2 separate regions of the Homo sapiens genome follow, and region 2 is linked to region 1. Evidence: read pairs that join two places in POLR2A ChIA-PET (ENCODE). Cell type or tissue: Caco-2. All regions are shown on one strand. Each heading gives the region's core, and the rest is flanking DNA. Links, peaks and the distances in the headings are about the cores only. Region 1 overlaps KASH5 (KASH domain containing 5). Region 2 has its middle 26 kb from the start of MIR4324.

Evidence for each region. ChIA-PET counts read pairs that join two places held together with the same protein. Peaks named below come from ENCODE experiments on the same cell type or tissue, not always from the same donor. Only the 100,000 strongest peaks of a DNase experiment are listed, where the experiment ranks them.
Region 2: POLR2A ChIA-PET joins it to region 1 with 7 read pairs; 2 of 35 experiments call an interaction of 5 or more read pairs at or near these places.

The regions. Positions count from the first base shown.
Region 1 is chr19:49,394,471-49,404,413 of GRCh38, reverse strand. It overlaps KASH5 (KASH domain containing 5), which reads right to left. Exons shown (of 20, transcript NM_144688.5): 3 at 9,834-9,938; 4 at 9,122-9,308; 5 at 8,581-8,645; 6 at 6,697-6,763; 7 at 6,271-6,432; 8 at 5,272-5,389; 9 at 4,907-4,957. Among named protein-coding and RNA genes, the nearest start is that of KASH5, 11 kb to the right of the region's middle. In Caco-2, for the core only: no CTCF peak of the experiment used is centred there; a DNase peak (open chromatin) is centred at 4,262.
Region 2 is chr19:49,278,135-49,288,077 of GRCh38, reverse strand. No RefSeq gene overlaps it. Among named protein-coding and RNA genes, the nearest start is that of MIR4324, 26 kb to the left of the region's middle. In Caco-2, for the core only: no CTCF peak of the experiment used is centred there; no DNase peak of the experiment used is centred there; H3K4me3 peaks cover 194 bases.

The DNA.
Region 1 (9,943 bases), core at 610-8,609:
AGCCATGAAATGGGACCTGAACATAAAATGGCCCAGATTCCAGTCTAAAGTTTAGGGGCACCAAAAACCTATCAAGTTGCACAGGGTTTCAAAGCGAGGTGGTCACTGGGGAAATGCACTTTGGGGCATGGAGGCAGTCCAGAGTTCCCTTTCACCACGCCCCTCCTCTTGGCACTCCAGGGGATACACCAAGGCCAGCCTCTCCCTCCCTCCAGCCAGCTCCAAGTCCTCCATCAGCTGCTCTCCCTCTGTCTCAGTGGGCCTGGGCTGCCAGGTGAAGGGCAGAGGAAGGACGGGAAAGGAGTGCTGTCTCAACATCTGTCCACCTGGTAGGGATTTGCAGGCCAGATCCTGGGCCACTCGGCAGGGAACCTGGTTACTCAGCTGCTCCTGCCTCCTTCTGCAGTAACCTGAGACAGCTCTGTAGGTTCTCCACAGGAAGGCTGCCTGGATCTTCAGTGTCTGAGTGTCTTGTTACTCCAGCATTATTCTACTGTAACTTGAGAACTCAATCTATAGATGCTCTGTAGGCAGCTGTGTGGAGGGGGAAGGTAGAGGGGAGGGAACCAAGAATAGCTCCAGTTTATCGAGGGCCGAGGGTGTCCCAGATGCTGCTCAAGGCACTCAACCTGGCAGCAGGCCTTCCTGGTGGGGAGGAGGTAGAGATGAGACTGCTGGTTGCTATTTACCCTGCTTACTCCTTCTGCTTTTGTCGAGGGATCTACTCTCTCTGTCTGAGGGCAGATGGGTCCCAGCCCCAGCCATGGGAGTGAGTCAAGGTGGAAATCTTGGCAGATGCAGGAAGCTCAGCTGGTTAGCTAAGCCAGCAGCCATTCTCACCCCTTCTCACTTGTTCACCTGCCACTCTAGAGGCTGAAAAAGGTCACATATTCTCCTGGGCTCCTTTGCAGCTGGGGGCGTTATGTCAGCCAGTTCTGGCCAGTGAGATGTAAGAGCTGCTGGGGGTGGGGTGAGAGGCTTCTGATGAAAGGAGCCACGAGAGGGGCATTTCCTGGCTGCCCCCCCCCTTTTTTTTTATTTTGAGACAGAGTCTTGCTCTGTCGCCCAAGCTGAGTGCAGTGGCACAATCTCGGCTCACTGCAAGCTCCGCCTCCTGGGTTCACGACATTCTCCTGCCTCAGCCTCCAGAGTAGCTGGGACTATAGCGGCCCGCCGCCATGCCCAACTAATTATTTATTTATTTATTTTTTGTATTTTTAGTAGAGACGGGGGTTTCACCATGTTAGCCAGGATAGTCTCGATCTCCTGACCTTGTGATCTGCCCGCCTCGGCCTCCCACAGTGCTGGGATTACAGGTGTGAGCCACCGCGCCCAGCCTCATGGCTCCCCTTTGCCCCACGTTTTCCTACTTTGAATGAGAACATGAGATTGAAGCTGTTGCAGTCATCTGCAATAATGAGGCCACAGGCAGCCAGGGAGCCACCAAACCTCCCAGAGACCACCTTCTTCCCAGAGACCACCTTCTTCCCAGAGACCACCTTCTTCTAAACCTCTGGTTAAGGAAATGAATGTCGTGTAGATTGAAGTCATCATTTCTTTGTTCTCTTCCCTGGAGCGTTCTGGACCCATTAGTGGCCATATTATCCATGTAGTCTGGTTATAATGGCTGAATGGCAATGAACTGTAAGGCAGGAAGTTCTGCCAGGGGGCTTCAGGGAAAGTTTTTCATTTTTAAAAATTTTTTTTGAGACAGAGTCTCGCTCTGTCACCCAGGCTAGAATGCGGTGGCACAATCTCAGCTCGCTGCAACCTCTGCCTCCTGGGTTCAAGTGATTCTCCTGCCTCAGCCTCTCAAGTAGCTGGGATTACAGACGCCTGCCACCACGCCTGGCTAATTTTTATATTTTTAGTAGAGGTGGGGTTTCACCATGTTGGTCAGGCTGGTTTCGAACTCCTGACCTCAAATGATCCACCCATCTCGGCCTCCCAAGATGCTGGGATTACAAGCGTGAGCCACTGTGCCTGGCCTTTCATTCTTTTATTTACTTTTTTTGTTTTTTTTTGTTTTATAGAGACGGGCTCTCACTATGTTGCCTAGGTTGGTCTCGAACTCCTGGCCTAGGCAATCTTGCTTTGGCCTCCCAAAGTGTTGGGATTACAGGTGTGAGCCACCATGCCCAGCCGGAAAGTTTTTCTTTTCCTTTTTTTTTTGAGACTGAGTCTTGCTCTGTCGCCCAGACTGGAGTACACTGGTACCATCTTGGCTCACTGCAACCTCTGCCTCCTGGGTTCAAGCGATTCTCCTGCCTCAGCCTCCCGAGTAGCTGGGATTACAGGTGTGTGCCACCACACCCGGCTGATTTTTTTATTTTTAGTAGAGATGGGGCTTCACCGTGTTGGCCAGGCTGGTCTCGAACTCCTGATCTCAGGTGATCCACCCACCTCGGCCTCCCAAAGTGCTGGGATTACAGGCGTGAGCCACTGCGCCTGGCAACTTTTTCATTCTTAAAAAGGGATGTTCTGAAAGAAACTGTCACATCCTGCTGCATTCCATGTCTCACATGGTACAGCCATCCTGCTGTGAGATTCCCATTGCCCCAAGGGGGTGAGTTTTCATGGAAGAGCCAGAAAATAGCAGAAAGATTTTGGATTTCAGTGTAAAAAACACTGCACATGTAGGACAAAGATATTTTTTGGGAATACATGATCTGTCTGGACTAGGCAGAGATCCTTAGAGCTGGGGGAGGAATGCAGGACAGACAGAGAAGAGAATAGGCTGAAAATGAGCCCAGAGTTTTCCCCTAACCCAGGGCTAGCTATGAGGGGTGGAGGGTATGGATGGAGAACCGCAGAGCCCTGGAAGTCTTGTGATCTGAGAGGCCTTGCGTGTACTTCCCAGAGCACTCTCAGAATCATCACGGTGTGAGAATAATAGAGATGCTACTTTCTTGTGAAAGCAAAGAGGCCTCACTGGTGGGTCCTCTCCAGACCTCTGCCCACCCCAGCCCTGTGTCCTCCAGTCTGTCAAGGCCTGGGTGGGGTTTGGGATCCTTCAGGGAAATGAGTGACGGACAGGGACTTTGCTAACAGCTCAGGGAGAACAGAGGAATCTCTCTCCTGTTTCTCTTTCCCCAGAGAAGCCACATCTCCCCACCATGAGCACCCACCCTGGCCTGGGGAAATGAGGCAGGGGCTTTGGGCAGTGACCCCAGCCTCTTCCCTTTCACAGGAAAGTAGCCAAATCACCTCCCTGGCTCTGGAAGGGTGTGGAAGTGGTGGAGTAAGAGTCCCAGCCCAGATAAGGGATCACCACCAGAAGATGAAGAAGATGGTATGTCCAGAGATCCAAAGGCAATGCGGGCCTCACAGTAGATGCCAGCACACAGTGGTGACAAACGCTTGGACAAAACCCATCAATCTCATGAACAGCAGAGAGGAGAAACATTGAGTGAGGATCAGCAGCCTCCTAGAGCACTAGGCTCCTGCATCAGTCTCCTGCAACTTAGATACCACCTTGAGGTCGGGGGTGGTGACAGGTTTCATTGTCAATTGATGAGTTTGTTTCAATCTAAAAAAAATTAGGTGGGCCCAGAATGAACTAAGATGATGTTTTTCTGTCTTGGATGGAACGGGGCTTGAATTAAATGTGAAGCTGAACTCAGTCTCTTCATATTGTTTGCTAGTCCCTCAGTGAAATGCTGTCAATCCTCAAAACAAGCCTACTGAACAGATACCCTTCTTCCAGTTCTTTGAAAATAAAAGTAGGTCAGGTGTGGTGGCTCATGTCTGTAATCCCAGCATTTTGGGAGGCTGAGGTGGGCAGATCACCTGAGGTCGGGAGTTTGAGACCAGCCTGACCAACATGGAAAAACCCCGTCTCTACTAAAACAAACAAACCAACCAACCAACAAAAAAACAAAATTAGCCAGGTGTGGTGGCACATGCCTGTAATCCCAGCTACTTGGGAGGCTGAGGCAGAAGAATCACTTGAACCGGGAGACGGTGGTTGCCATGAGGTAAGATCGCGCCATTCCACTCCAGCCTGGGCAACAAGAATGAAACTCTGTCTCAAAAAAAAAAAAAAGAAAAAAAAAAAAAAGAAACTAAAAGTAAAGGCTTGAGAAGGAGAAGTCACATGCTTAAAGGTTGCCTATTGTGTAAGTGGCGGAGATGGGATTTGAACTCAAGGTTGACTTCAAATCCAATTTTTTTTTTTTTTTTTTTTTTGAGAGGCTCTCGCTCTGTCATCCAGGCTGGAATGCCATGATGCAATCTTGGCTCACTGCAACCTCTGTCTCCCGGGCTCGTGCAGTCTTTCCACCTCAGCCTCCTGAGTGGCTGGACTACAGGTGCACACTACCATGCCTGGCTTATTTTTCTATTTTTTGTAGAGGCAAGGTTTTGCCATGTTGCCCGGGATGGTCTCGAACTCCTAGGCTAAAGGGGTCCACCCAGCTAGGCCTCCCGAAGTGCTGGGATTCCAGGCATGAGCCACTGTGCCTGGCTGTTTTATTCACTGTAAAAAATACTAATATAGAAACAATGCTAGATAACTTTTAGTGAGCACATCCTATGTGTCCTACCTTGTGCCCAAGACTTTGCAAGTATCCTTCGGTTGAAGTCTCACACAAACCACTGAGGCAGATGCCATTGTTTTGTTCATCTTTATAGGTGAGGCAACTGAGGCACAGAGAAGGGAGGCACTGGTCCACTCTTATGTAGGTGGCCTCAGCCTGAAGCCATGTAGGCTGACCCCATGCCTCACACTCTTGTAAACCACGGCTGTTCTCACAGTGTGATATAACCTCAGGGACATTCCCACACTACTGACATTCTGAGGTCTCCCCAAGACAGGCTGCTGGGGTGTTGGGGGCAGAAGGGAGTGGTGTCAAGAAGACCTTAAGGACTGGGGAAGGGGTGGGGGTGGTGCTGGGCCTCCGCTCACCTCCTCCTGCAGAGTCTCCATCTCAGCCACCAGATGCTGCTGCTCCTTTTCCTGACCAACCCCAGAGAGAGGACAAAGGTTTCATTTCTAGCCTCCTTGCCCCCATGTTGCCCTTCTCCCACCCCTGAAAACACAACCAGGGCCTGGGGGAATGGGTCTGGGAAGCCCTGATGGCTCCTGCTGTCTCCTTTGTCATGAGAAGGATGGCAGGTAAGCTTGAAAAAGTCTAGGGTGAGCAGGGCCTGGAGAGAGGGAGAAAGCCAGGTGACCTCTGCCCCTTCCTACTCCATAGTCACACTCTGCCGCCCTGACTCCAGGAAACAAAGAAGAGAGAGGGCACCTTCCTTCCCCTGGGCCAGACCCACCGCCTGCCGGGCTTGGGCCAGAAGGCTGCGATTCTGTTCCTCCAGGCTCCTGGCCAGAGTCTTCAGGTCCTCCAGCTCCTCATCCATGGCCTTGGCAAACTGCAGGGCCTGCTGGGTGCTGAATGCGGGTGGGGGCAGATGAGCCATACGAGAGGGAGGAAGGCAGAGAAGCACAGAGACAGATCCATTCTGAGAGACACTAGCAACAGAGAGATCCCAGGTGGTAGGCAGGGACAGAGACCCAGAGAGAGGGGAGGACAGAGACCCAGAGAGAAAAGAGGAGAAGGAGACCTGGTGTGGGCACAGAGACCCAGTTTTAACCTAAAAGACTGAGGAAGTGGGAAAGAGACCTAGAGAGAGTGGGGGACTAGAACAGGGAGACCACGATAAACATGAAGAATGACAAAGCACAGAGAGATGAAAGGGCGAGTGACATGAAGAATCAGAGAGTTAAAGAATAAAGAGAGAAATCTAGGCTGGGTGCAGTGGCTCAGGCCTGTACTCCCAGCACTTTGGGAGGATAAGGCGGGAGGATGGCTTGAGCCCAGGAGTTTGAGACCAGCATGGGCAACACAGTGAGAACTCATTTCTATAAAAAATAAAACAAAATTAGCCAAGCAGGGTGGTGGGCCTGTGGTCCCAGCTACTTGGGAAGCTGAGGTGGGAGGCTCGCTAGAGCCCAGAGGCGGAGGGTACAGTGAGCTGTGATCACCCCCACTGCACTCCAGCCTGGGTGACAGAGTGAGAACCTGTCTCAAAAAAAAAAAAAAGAGAGAGAGAGAAGTCTGAACCCTCAAGGGAAAGATAAAAAGACCAAAACAGAGGCTGAGAGATAAGAATCAGAGAGACACAAAAGATAAAAACAGAAAAGGGAAAAGAAAGGACAGGTACAGAGTCAAAGAGCAGGATGCAGACACGAGCATGGGAGATAGAGGCCGGCTGCTGCAGGGAGGACGGAGGCAGGGGCGCTGGGGAGGGTGGGTGTGGCATCCAGCCCACCTGTGAAGCTGCTTACGCAGAGCCAAGATCTCCTCCCCAAGGCGTGCTGACCCCTCCTCAGCTGTCTCCATGCTCCGCTGCAATTTGGCATTCTCCCCAACCAGACGTCGGTTGCTGAGCTCCAGGTCCTCCAGGCTGCTCAGCAGGTCAGCTGTGGCTTGTCTAGGGGCAAGGAAGGGGTTCAGGTCACTGTCCACAGCCCCTGACTCATTTCCCCGGGTCGAGGTAGGTGCTGGTGGTGGGGAGATGTGGCTCTTTTGGGGAAAGATAAACAGGAGAGAGACTCCTCTGCTCTCCCTGAACTTTCAGCAAAGCCCCGTCCCTCATTCATTTCCCTGAAGGATCCCAAGCCCTACCCGGGCCTCGGCAGGCTGGAGGGGACAGGGTGTGGGCAGGAGGGTCAGGGAGGGGTGTGAGGATAGGTACAGCTCGGGTCTGGGGTCTTCGCCTCCGAAGCTCTCCAGGTTGGCTGGCTCCTCAGCTTCTGGGCATCCTGGAGGGAGAGAGCCAAGAGAATGTTGGCTTCCCTGGAACCCTTAAACGTAAAGTGCCCCAGGGCTCTGAGGTTGGACTCCATCTGCCTCCACCCTCACCTGTGCTCTGGAGAATCTCATGGGCTTTTGGGGCTGCAGTTATACCCACTGTAAAGCCCTCTTGCTTGTCTTCTACCTTGAGCTCAGGCTGGATCTCCCAGATAACCCTAACTCCCCACATTCTTTACACCCAACACTGGGCAGCACTTCACCTTCCCCTTCCCAGATCCCCCACCGACCACTCAGCCACTGGGCGGACCTGGCTCCCTTGCTCCCTGTCACCCCCAGTCCAGCAGAGCCCAGACTTCTCCCTCCTGCCCCTGACTCTCTGCTCCACCCCTCCTCTCTGTCTCCATGCCCCGGCCCTTGCTTTCTCCTCTTGGATCCTCACCAGAGCCTCTTCTCTGGCCTTCTGGCCTCTAGTCCCTCCTCTGCTTGCAGCCCTCCCTGGGCCCCCAAGCCTGATGAAGGAGGTTGAAGAGAACTTCCTTCCCCACCGTTTTTTGTATGGCTAGAGAAATGGAACATGACCACCATTTTTTTTTTTTTTTTTTAAAAGACAGGATCCTGCTCTATTGCCCAGGCTGGAGTGCAGTGGTGCAATGCATGGCTCACTGCAGCTTTGACCTTTCAGGCTCAAGCGATCCTCCTGACTCAGTGTCCCGGCTAGGACCACAGGTACATGCCACCGCACTCAGCTAATTTTTTATTTTTAGTAGAGATGGTGTCTCACTATGTTGCCCAGGCTGGTCTCAAACTACTGGGCTCAAATGTTCTTTCCACTTTGGCCTTCTAAAATGCTGGGATTACAGGCTCACGCCTGTAATCATGACCACTTTTTTTATGGAGCACCTCCTATGTGTGAGGTCCTGGGGATACAATGGTGAGCAAACCAGCCAACTAAACCCAGGTGCCAGTGGCTAACTAGATAATCAGATTTCCTCTGCAGGTGGATGTTCCAATGGAAAGGCCTACAAGTCTAGGAGTGAGCATGGGGAGCAAGGAACTCTAGCCAGGGGCATACCAGGGCTTCCCCTTTGCCAGAGGAGTGGATGACGGCTTGGCGCAGTGGCTCACGCCTGTAATCCCAGCACTTTGGGAGGCCAAGGCAGTTGGATCACCTGAGGTCGGGAGTTCGAGACCAGCCTGACCAACATGGAGAAACCTCGTCTCTATGAAAAATACAAAATTAGCTGGGCGTGGTGGTGCATGCCTGTAATCCCAGCTATGCGGAAGGCTGAGGCAGAAGAACTGCTTGAACCCAGGAGGCGGGGGTGGCGGTGAGCTGAGATTGCGCCATTGCACAACAGCCTGGGCAACAGGAGTGAAACTCTTATCTCAAAAAAAAAAAAAAAAAAAAAAAAAAAGTCCAGCAGGGTGGGGAGCAAGGAGTGGAGGGGAACAGCCTGAGCAAGGACCTGTGCTGGGCAGAAGTGGGGCACATTCGAGGAAGGGCAGCAAGACCAGTGGGCCTGTGAATTCCTGGACTAGAGTGAGGAGAGGTGATGTTAATGATGGAGCAGAGGTAGGCGGGGCCTCGTAGGCCTCTCTAATAGGGCTGGTGTGAGGAGAACGAGTTGGAAACCACCCTCTGAAGAAAAGAAACCCAAAGCTCACGGAAGGAAGGGACGGAGGACCTAGAAAGCCACACTCACAGCTCTAGTCTACAGTAAAGGTCCCTGGTTCCTACCCTATCCCTTGCTCTGCCCTGGGTGGTAAGTCCCCACACTGTCTGACCCAGGGCCTGCCTGCTTCATTCTATATATAGCAATCTCACCAGATGGCAGTTGCCGGGAGGTCAGGGCTCCCTGGAAGGCGGTCTCCTCTTCCAGCTCTAATCCCCTGTATCAAAGGGATGAGGCTTAGCGCCCCACTGTAGCTGCCCCTCAGTCCTCACCAGCCACAGGCAGGGGGATTGCAGGTGGGAGGAGGGGACCGGGTCAGGTGAGAGCTGGCACCACAGGGTAGGAGGGTGAGGCCAGATGGCAAGTGCCCGTGGCCAGATGGAAAAGCAGGAGGGGCAAGGAGTGGGTTTGGTGAAGGGTTGGGGAGGGACCTCTGTCAGCCCCAAACTCCTCCCTTCTCCAGCCCCATTTTATTTCTGTCTCCCAGACCCCCTCTGCTTCCTCATCCAAATTATTTTGTCCTCAGACTCCCTATCTACCCCCTCTGAATCCCGTCTCTTCATTTTTCTCTCCACAGCCTCATTCCAAACACAGTAGGTCCTTGGGCCTAAAGGATGCTGGCTCCAGTAAGCAGGTATGAGGTTAGATCTTAGGAAGGACTTCCCAGAGGAGGATGAAGATGTGGGGACTCACCCATGTAGTTGACAGGCAGCAATCCAGTCACGCATGACAACCAGGAAAGTGTCCAAGTCCACAGTGGCCTTAGGGCCCTCCCCATTGGGGTCCAGGCTGTTGGCCAATGTTTGGAGGCGTGCATCCTGGGGGCCCTGGCCTGTCACAGCCTCCAGGTAGGCCAGCACCTGGGCCACAGCCACAGTGCCTGTGACAGAGCATGCAGTGAGGGGGTCTGGGGCAGGTGGGGAGTGATGGGTATGGACTGGCAGCAGCTTGGGACCAGGATGTCACTGGCTAGGCTGGTGGCACTCCTGCTCCATGGCCCAGTGGAGACACACTGGGCAAGCCCTTTCCCCTCCTCTGAGTCCACTTTTTCACCTGGAAATGGGGCCCAGTCATCCCCCCATCACAGGGTAAACCAAAGGGGATGGACATAGGGACAGCATCAGCCATGCCCCACGCCACCATGGTGGCTGCCTCCCTCCCCTATCCCACGACCCCAAAACTCTGCCCTCTTCCATCAACGTCCCCCAAGTTTTCCTCATTCTAAAAGGCCTTCACCCCATTATCCACGTTCTTCTTCCTGAAGCTTCCCATAATCACCCACTTTGTTCTTACAATACCCCCAAGAGGGGGCCTTAGCCCAGTCTTCTCTCTGAGGCTCCCCAGTTCCCAGCCTCCACCCCATCCTGCCCGCACTGGTCCCCAGCACCCCTCATGCCCCCACCACCTGTCCTCTGAGGGTCACAAGCTTCGAACGTGGAGTTGAGTATTTGCTCCTCCAAGCTGACCGGCATTCCCAGCCTTGCCTCCTCAGGCCGCTCCCGGAGGTACACTGGG
Region 2 (9,943 bases), core at 1,178-9,177, 120 kb after region 1:
TCTCTAGGGCAGGGGCAAGATGCCACTAGTCACTTTGCTAAAACATAATAAAGAGTCATCTTTGCTCCAGTACCCAACAAGTTCCTCATCTCCATCTGAGACCACCTCAGCCTGGACCTTATTGTTCATATCAGCATTTTTGTCAAAACCATTCAGTAGGTCTTCAGGAGGTTCCAAACTTTCCCACATTTTCCTGTCTTCTTCTGAGCCCTCCAAACTGTTCCAACCTCTGCCTGTTACCCAGTTCCAAAGTTGCTTCCATATTGTTGGGTATCTTTTCAGCAACACCCCACTCTACTGGTACCAGTTTACTGTATTAGTTTTCATGCTGCTGATAAATACATACCTGAAACTGGGAACAAAAAGGTTTAATTGGACTTACAGTTCCACATGGCTGGGGAGGCCTCAGAATCCTGGCGGGAGGTGAAAGGCACTTCTTACATGGTGGTGGCAAGAGAGAAAATGAAGCAAAAGTGGAAATCCCTGATAGACCCATCAGATCTCATGAGATTTATTCATTATCATGAGACAGCATGGAAAAGACCAGCCCCCATGATTCAATTACCTCCCCCTGGGTTCCTCCCACAACACATGGGAATTCTGGAAGATACAACTGAAGTTGAGATTTAAATGGGGACACAGCCAAACCATATCACAGTCTTTCTAAAGCTAAATGTCCAGCCCTGAGTTCCTGCCCTCCCCTTGCTCTGGCAAACTCAGATACTAGATTACCAGGCTTGCATTATCCACGGGCTGGCCTTTAGCCAAGGGAAACCTGGGAAATGGTGACTTCAACAAAGATGGGGAAGATATTAATGTGCTTGCTACTGATACATGATAATCCTATTATAGGTCTAAAATTATTTCTAAAAAGAGGTTGCACTCAAGGTTTGAACATTGTGTTGTGGACTGAGTACATCTGTAAATCAGTGCCACAACCAGTTACTAACAAGCTGTTTCACTGAGCTCACCAAGAGTCCCATTTCTGCTCAGTACTGGGCACCACTGGTTTTTATCCCAGGGTCAAATCAACTGAACTTGCCCAGTGGATGATCACTGAGTGGGTCTTTAAGAACTTGTGGGAGGGTAGTGCCATGAGGGTGCTGAAGTACTCCCCAAAAGGAGACTGGGGGGCCTGTCAGTTACCTGCTGGGGATGGGGGCTGTGGACAGAGGTGATTGGGATTCCCAAAGATCCAGGGAATGGGTTTCCCTTAAATGCTCAGAGATCTCAGGCTTTTAGATTGCTTAGAGCCCACGGGTAAGTTTCAGTGATAAAGGAAAAGAAGACACCCCCAACCATTGGCAGGCAGGACTCAAGAGGTGGATCTGCAGAAAGGAAAGAGCAGAGGCATCTGAAGTTTCCAGACCTCTGAAGTCTGGCTCTTCAAGCTTGAAGATAGGAGGGCTGGAGGGGCGTGCACCTCTGTGTCATCACCCATTGGCTCCTGTGCCCTATTAGGCCAGCCCATCCACCCCCCAAATTCCAAATGCTCTATCTGCTTGAAGACTTGCACTATTGAATCGGGTAATGTGGGGATGGGAGAGAGAAGGCGGTGGGCTCCTCCTTCTCATCAAATAGTCTGGGTCTTCAACCTCCTCCCTTTTGGGAACCAGGGCACTCATCCTCCCTTCTGCCTCAAGGCCCCTCCCACCTACCTCCCCACCATCCCCGGTCCAGTTTTGGAGGTGGAACTTGGGAGAGGGGGATTGAAAAGTAGGGGCTTACCATCTCAAAGAAAGAAAGAAAAAATATTTTATTTCTCTCTTAGTGTGTTTCCCTCTCTCTCTCTCTCTCTCTCTCTCTCTCTCTCTTTCTTTCTTTCTTTTTTGACAGAGCCTTGCTCTGTTGCCCAGGCTGGAGTACAGTGTCTCGGTCTTGGCTCACTGCAAACTCTGCCTCCTAGGTTCAAGCAATTCTCCTGCCTCAGCCTTCTGAGTAGCTGGGATTACAGGGGTGCACCACCACGCCCAGCTATTTTTGTATTTTTAGTAGAGACAGGGTTTCACCATGTTGCCCTGTCTCTAGACAGTCTCGAGACAGTCTCGAGAGTCACATGTAGCCCTGTCTCGAGAGTTGCTGGTCTCGAACTCCTGACCTCATGATCTGCCCATTTTGGCCTCCCAAAGTGCTAGGATTACAGGCGTGAGCCCCTGCACCCAGCCTTTTTTTTTTCTTTTTTTTGAGACAGTCTCGCTCTGTTGCCCAAGCTGGAGTGCAGTGGCACGATCTCGGCTTACTGCAACCTCTACCTCCTGGGCTCACGCGATTCTTATGTCTCAGCCTCCCAAGTAGCTGGGATTATAGGCGCACACCACTGTGCCCAGCTAATTTTTGTATTTCTAGTAGAGATAGGGGTTTTGCCATGTTGGCCAGGCTGGGCTCGAACTCCTGGCCTCAAGGGATCCGCCCGCCTCAGCCTCCCAAAGCGCGTGAGCCACTGCACCTGGCCTAATTCTGCTTTCTAATTTGCATCCCTGACATGCGGGACGCTTCAATAGGGATGGCGCCACGTTCAAGAGGCTGAAGAAGAGACCCAGGGCTAGCAAACGAGAAATAGGGTTTATTTGAGATAACTTACAGGGTGATCCAGTGGTGATGAGCTGGACAGGAGAACCACACCCACTTGCAAAATGCATGCAGTTTATATGGCACTTTCACTCAGCACCCTCCCCCAGCAACCTCCATGCGGCAGCCCTTATCCTCAGGGTGTGCTTAAGTTATTGCTGCCAGGTGCGTCTACCATATACCCTCACTCCAGCATACCCACCTTGCTGTGTTTTTTTTGTTTTTGTTTTTCATTTTTCTGAGACGGAGTCTCACTCTGTCGCCAAGGCTAGAGTGCAGTGGTGCGATCTTGGCTCACTGCAACCTCCGCCTCCCAGGTTCAAGTGATTCTCCTGCCTCAGCCTCCTGAGTAGCTGGGATTACAGGTATGTGCCACCACACCTGGCTAATTTTTGTATTTTTAGTAGAGATGGGGTTTCACCATGTTGGCCAGGCTTGTCTTGAACTCCTGACCTCAAGTGATCCACATGCCTCGGCCCTCCCAAAATGCTGGGTTTACAGGCGTGAGCCACTGCGACCTGGCCACTCTAGCATACCTTTGAATGGCCCTCACATTCTTGTACCGTTCTTCCACCATTTCCCTGGGGCCAGGTATGCGGAGGAGCATTGCAGCCAGACACCACAGCAGCAATACAAACTACAACAGAAAAAATAATGAATATAAAAGTGGCTTCAGGTACTCAGGTTAACTGCTGCGAGGCACCACGGCAGGCCCGCAGTGGAGGAGAGGGGCAGCTCTCTGCAGACCCAACAGTCTGTTTTGTTCTGGAGAGAGACCACCGTCTGTGCTCAGCTGGCAAGAGGTTTGCTGCATACCATCTATGGGTGAAAAGTGAGATGTTTAGTGAGTACAAGAAGGGGCAAGTCATGGTCATTTTTTTCTTTTTGAGACAGAGTTTCACTCTTGTTGCCCAGGCTGGAGTGCAGTAGCTGGATCTCGGCTCACTGCAACCTCCGCCTCCTGGGTTCAAGCGATTCTCCTGCCTCAGCCTCCCAAGTAGCTGGGATTATAGGCGCCCGCCATCATGCCCAGCTAATTTTTTGTTTTTAGTACAGGTGGCGTTTTGCCATATTGGCCAGGTTGGTCTCAAACTGCTGGCCTCAGGTGATCCACCCACCTCGGCCTTCCAAAGTGCTGGGATTACAGGCATGTACCACTGCACCCAGCCTCATGGTCATTTTACAAGAAACAGGAAGTTGTGTCCTTCTGAGACAGCATCACCCCGAGAGTGGCCTGGTGCTTGGTTTGCAATACCAAATAGGTTGGCCCCCTCTCTACAAAGTGTCACATGAGGCTGGAGTAAGACAATAGGGATATTATGCAGTGTGGGCATCCAGACGCTAGACTGTTACATGCATCCCCCAGGTGCAGTGGAGAATGTTCTTCTATATCAGCCCCCCAAAGGGGGCTGCCTGCTACCATCCAATCCTGTGTTTCTCCTTGTAGTAGGCACATGGTGGGCCCCTTAAAGATGGTGCCCAGATGTCAGTGCACAGGACTGTTGGGTCCGGCTCCTAGAAGAAACCATCCAGGCAGCTCAGCCCATTGGCTACATGTCCTTTGCCTGTATCGAGCCAGATACTCTCAGTGGACAGCTGGATACAGGTGGAAGGATTGCCTCGTGACAAGCCATCTGTGTACCAGGCCTGGTCAGGAATTGGGGCCTGTCCCTCTTATATAAAGGAGGGAATATGTGGAGGCTCAGTGCCTTGTCAAAGACTGTCCTTCAGCTGTCACATAGGTGACAGGGCCAAGCAGCAAACGGAACCCTGTGCTAGTTCGTGTACTCCTCTGTTGCAGGCATGCGTGCCATTTGGCCACAATCTGTTTCTGGGCATTCCCAGATTTTGGTTTCTGGAAGGTGTCCTACTTTCGACTAGGATAAAGGCTAAGGCCTCAGGATCCCGATAAGAGCAATGGTGGCTGAGTGTCTGGAGACTGGCGGCCACATATAGAGCTAGCTAACTATATATTGGTCACCTAAGAATGCACAGGCTGGCTGGGCGTGGCGGCTTACGCCTGTAATCCCAACATTTTGGGAGGCCAAGGTGGGCGGATCACCTGAGGTCAGGAGTTTGAGACCAGCCTGGCCAACATGGCAAAACCCTGTCTCTACTAAAAATACAAAAATTAGGTGGGCGTGGTGGCGGGCACCTGTAATCCCAGCTAACCTACTATGGGGTACTGGGTATGTACTAGCATGGGAACCCCTTTGGAACATCTTCCACTTGCTGTAAGGCATAACACGTAGTGCAGAATTATAGCTCCCTGACACTGTAACTTCAGTCCCCTTCCATAGCTGGAACCAGAATCCTAAAGGTACAAGTTTGTGTCCTTGCCTTTGCCACTGGTCCCAGTTGGCCCCCTTCTTGACTAAGTGGTACAGTGGCCTAAGGAGTTGAGCCAAATGGGAAATAAAAGGACACCACGGCCTTAGAAGAACTAAGAAGGTTTGCAGCCACTTTGGTGGTGTAGGATGTGGGTAGGCCTGCACCATATGTAGAATGGCAAATTGAACACCGTTAGTCTTACCCAACCAGATGACACCAAGTATTGGACTGATAAGCCTGGACCCTGCCTTTGTCTGCATTGACCGCCCATCCTCTGTTAACCAAGTGAGACAGCAAGGTGAGGGCTATAGAGACTCAGAAGTTAGCTGGCAAAAGACTCAGAATTTAACATCAATGTAAAGGAAAACATGTACCCTCTCCAGGGTAGTCCATCTACTGAGGTCTGTGGCCACTAGGCGTTGACAGATAGTGAGGCTATGGAAATATCCCCGCGGCAAGACAGTAAAGGTATATTGTTCTCCTTCCCAGGTGAAAAGGTTAGGCTTTTTTTTTGAGAGGGAGTCTCGTTCTGTTGCCCAGGCTGGAGTGCAATGGCGTGGTCTCGGCTCACTGCAACTTTCGCCTCCCAGGTTCACACCATTCTCCTGCCTCAGCCTCCTGAGCAGCTGGGATTACAGGCGCCCGCCACCACGCCCAGCTAGGGTTAGGCTTTGTGTCCCCATCCAAATCTCGTCTTGAGTTGAAATCTCTATAATCCCCACGTGTCAGAGACACCAGGTGGAGGTAATTGAATCATTGGGGCGGTTTCCCCCATGCTGTTCTCGTGGCAGGGAGTGAGATCTCGCGAGATCTGATGGTTTTATAAGGGGCTCTTCCCCCCTTCGCCCGGCCTCGTGAAGAGGGTGCCTTTCTTCCCCTTTGCCTTCTGCTGTGATCGTAAGCTTCCTGAGGCCTCCCCAGCTATGCTGAACTGTAAGTCAATTAAACCTCTTTCCCTTATGAATTACCTAGTTTTGGGCAGTTCTTTATAGCAGCTTGAAAACGGACTAATATACCAGGTGAATGCAATGACAAAATGAGGTGCGTGCAGTCCCTCTCTTATCCTCATAAGAAAGGAGGCGATATGAGAACAGCTGCATACATTAGGGGGACGGCTTTGTTGAACTCCCAGTAATATGTCATTCTCCGTGTCCCATCAGGCATCCACATGGGCCATGCAGGGCTATTGTATGGGCTGTTCACTGGTCTTATAATGTCTACCCAGACTTCTTTCCTTTTCAGTCCCTATGATCTCATCATGACCTCCTGGCAGGTGTTGTCGTTTCTTTTTTCTTTTCTTTTTTTTTTTTTTTTTTGAGACGGAGTCTTGCTCTGTCGCCCAGGCTGGAGTGCAGTGGCACGATCTCAGCTCACTGCAAGCTCCGCCTCCCGGGTTCGCGCCATTCTCCTGCCTCAGCCTCCGGAGTAGCTGGGACTACAGGCACCCGCCACCGCGCCCGGTTAATTTTTTGTATCTTTTAGTAGAGACAGGGTTTCACCGTGTTAGCCAGGACGGTCTGGATCCTCTGACCTCGTGATCCGCCTGCCTCGTCCTCCCAAAGTGCTGGGATTACAGGCGTGAGCCACCGCGCCCGGCCAGGTGTTGTCGTTTCAATGCTGCTATTCACAGAGGGGCTGGCAGCTGTGCTGGTGTCCATTTCGCATTCCCCTTGATCACGCGCCTCACCATCCTAACTCAGTCGCAATTCAGAGGGTCACAGTCCTGATGAGACAGCCCTTCCCAAGATGTAATCTGGGATAGGAGCTCTGTATACTAAATAGGGTTTGGGCAGCAGTCTCCTAACTTGTAATACTAGCTCAACCTGTCTGACTTTCACGACCCCCGCCCCCACCGACCATCTATTGTTATAGGCCACTGGAACCACGGATGTCACCACATACGAGAGTGCATTCAGCTCCAGTATCCGCTGGGAACAGCCTGTACATTCTTGTTTTTTTGTTTCGTTTTGTTTTTGAGATGGAGTCTCACTCTGTCACCAGGCTGGAGTGCAGTGGCACGATCTCGGCTCACTGCAACCTCTACCTCCCGGGTTCAAGCGATTCTCCTGCCTCAGCCTCCAGAGTAGCTGGGATTACAGGTGCCCAGCTAACTTTTGGTATTTTTGGTAGAGACAGGGTTTCACCATGTTGGTCAGGCTGGTCTCGAACTCCTCACCTCGTGATCTGCCCACCTCAGCCTCCCAAAGTGCTGGGATTACAGGCGTAAGCCACCTTGCCTCCTGGATGCATTCTTGGTTTTTTGCCTTTTTTTTTTTTTTCTGAGACGGAGTCTCACTCTGTGGTCCAGGCTGGAGTGCAGTGGCACGATCTTGGCTCACTGCAACCTCCGCCTCCCAGGTTCAAGTGATTCCTATGAAGGGACTCAAGATAGACGCCAGTGTGCCACACCATTGGTAGTGTGCCTACTGTAAGATGGCATTTCTCATGCCCGCAGTGAAAAGCTCCTTGTCAGGGCCTCGGTAATGCTCAGTGTAGATAGCAAGCATCACCCCTAATTCCCAGAGGATGTCCCTCAATTCCTCCATAATCTGTCATCACAAAGGAGATGTGGGGACATTCCTTTCTTTCTTTTTGAGATGGAGTCTCGCCCTGTTGTCCAGGCTGGAGTGCAATGGCTCCATCTCAGCTCACTGCAACCTCCGCCTCCCGGGTTCAAACGATTCTTCTGCCTCAGCCTCCCGAGTAGCTGGGATTACAGGCACCTGCCACGACACCCGACTAATTTTTGTATTTTTAGTAGAGACGGGGTTTCACCATATTGGCCAGGCTGGTCTCAAACTCCCTACCTCATGATCCTCCTGCCTCGGCCTCCCAAAGTGCTGGGATTACAGGCCTGAGCCACTGCACCCAGCTGGGACATTCCTTTCATTTGGCCAGGCTGCCTTGCAGCTTGCAACCACCCGGCTAAGGAGGGGGTGGCCCGATCGTCATTATTGGTGCCATCGAGGCACCGCCTCAGGGCTGGATGGTTGGTGATGGATGCCATTTCACTCATCTCTGTTCCATGTCCCATAGACAGAGAAGCCACCCTGTGACCGACTCTCTGCCCTTCTTCCTGAACCTAGTTCCCAGCTCCACCAACTCCACAGCCGTGGAATCCCGCACTATGGTGTCTTCCAGGCAGGGGCAAGTCTTGCAGGGTGACCCCCTATGTCTGTGGTTGGTCGGCTTTCATCTTGGTGTTGACCAGCAAACGTGCAGAGAGGATGGGCACCTCCATGAGCTCATCCCAGGCCTCACTCTCTTCCCCACTAGAGCTCTCCATGGGGTCCCAGAACTTAGGGTCCCAGGATGATTTAGTCATGAGGGCCCTAACTCATTGACATAGCAGCCAGCAGCTTTTCAAATGGACCATACCTGACAAGCCAGGGTCTCTCCATTTTGTCATCCCGTGCCTGCAGGCAGGACAGTCGGTCTCTGATGTTTCAGTCTGATCTAATTAGGCATCTCTTTGTCATCGCAGTTCATCTTGTAATGGATGCACCTTCACCTGCGCCATGAGCCCGGCCCCCGAGGCTGCTCAGAGCACAGTCAGGAGTGGCCAGCCAACCGCAGCTGCCACAGCTCAGGCATCTAACTTTTGCTTAGTTAGATCCACCTCCTGCAATAGCTCTTCCAGACCCTTCAGTGTTTTGGGGGCATCTCTGTACCCATGCCTTGGGCCTCATCCATCAAGGATAGTGGCTGTTGGGCCCCACACAGACGTGGACAGCCAGCCCGAGATGCCCCCCGATGATATTCTCCTCTCCAATCCCATCGACTCTGCGTGCACAGGATTTTCTCCAACCTCCTGCTGGGATCATCGGTTGTCGTGCCAAATGCCTGTTAACTTCAGTAGCCATGGCACCAAGTTCAAGAGGCTGAAGAAGAGACCCAGAGCCAGCACACAAAACACAGGGCTTATTTGGGGGAACTTGCAGCATGGGCCAGTGGTGGTGGACTGGACAGGAGAACTACAACCATTTGCAAAAAGCATGCAGTTCAGGCCAGACTCGGTGGCTCGTGCCTGTAATCCCAGTACTTTGGGAGGCTGAGGCAGGTGGACCACTTGAGGTCAGGAGTTCGAGACCAGCCTGGCCAACATGGTGAAACCGTCTCTACTAATAATATAAAAATTAGCTGGGCATGGTGGCGGGCGCCTGTAGTCCCAGCTACTTGGGAGGCTGAGGCAGGAGAATCGCTTGAACTTGGGAGGCAAGGTTGCAGTGAGCTCAGATGGTACCACTGCACTCCAGCCTGGGTGACAGAGCGAGACTCTGTCTCAAAAAAAAGAAAAAAAAATGCAGTTCATAGGGCACTTTCACTTAGCATCCTCCCCTAGCAACCTCTACGTGGCAACCCTCATTCTCAGAGGCAGCTTAAGTTATTGCTGTCAGGTGTATCTGCCATAAGGGTAGGGTTAAGGAAAGTTATTGCTATCAGAGATGTCTACCAGACACTCCCAAGCTCCCTTTTGTCCAGAGGCCTAAGATAGTCTTCTGTGACAGCTTTATTGAAATGTGATTCATATACCACACAATCAACCTATTTAAAATTTACAATTCGGCCAGGCATGGCGGCTCATTCCTGTAATCACAGCACTTCGGGAGGCCGAGGTGGGTGGATCACTTGAGGTCAGGAATTCTAGTCCACCCTGGTCAATATGTCAAAACCCCACCTCTACTAAAAACACAAAAATTAGGCGGGCATGGTGTTGGGTGCCTGTAATCCCAGCTACCTGGGAGGCTGAGGCAGGAGAATCTCTTGAACCTGGGAAGCAGAGGTTGCAGTGAGCTGAGATCATGCCATTGCACTCCAGCCTGGGGGACAAGAGCAAAACTCCGTCTCAAAAAAAAAAGTTTACAATTCAATGATATTTAGTATATTCATAGAACTGCCGCATTTTGCCAAATGGCTTTTTAGCATTTAGTGGACTTGTTGATAGAATTTTAAATATTGAACTCTCCTTGTGGGATCAATTCTACTTAGGTGTAATGTATTATCCTTTTGATATATTCTAGATTCTACTTGCTAATATTTAGCT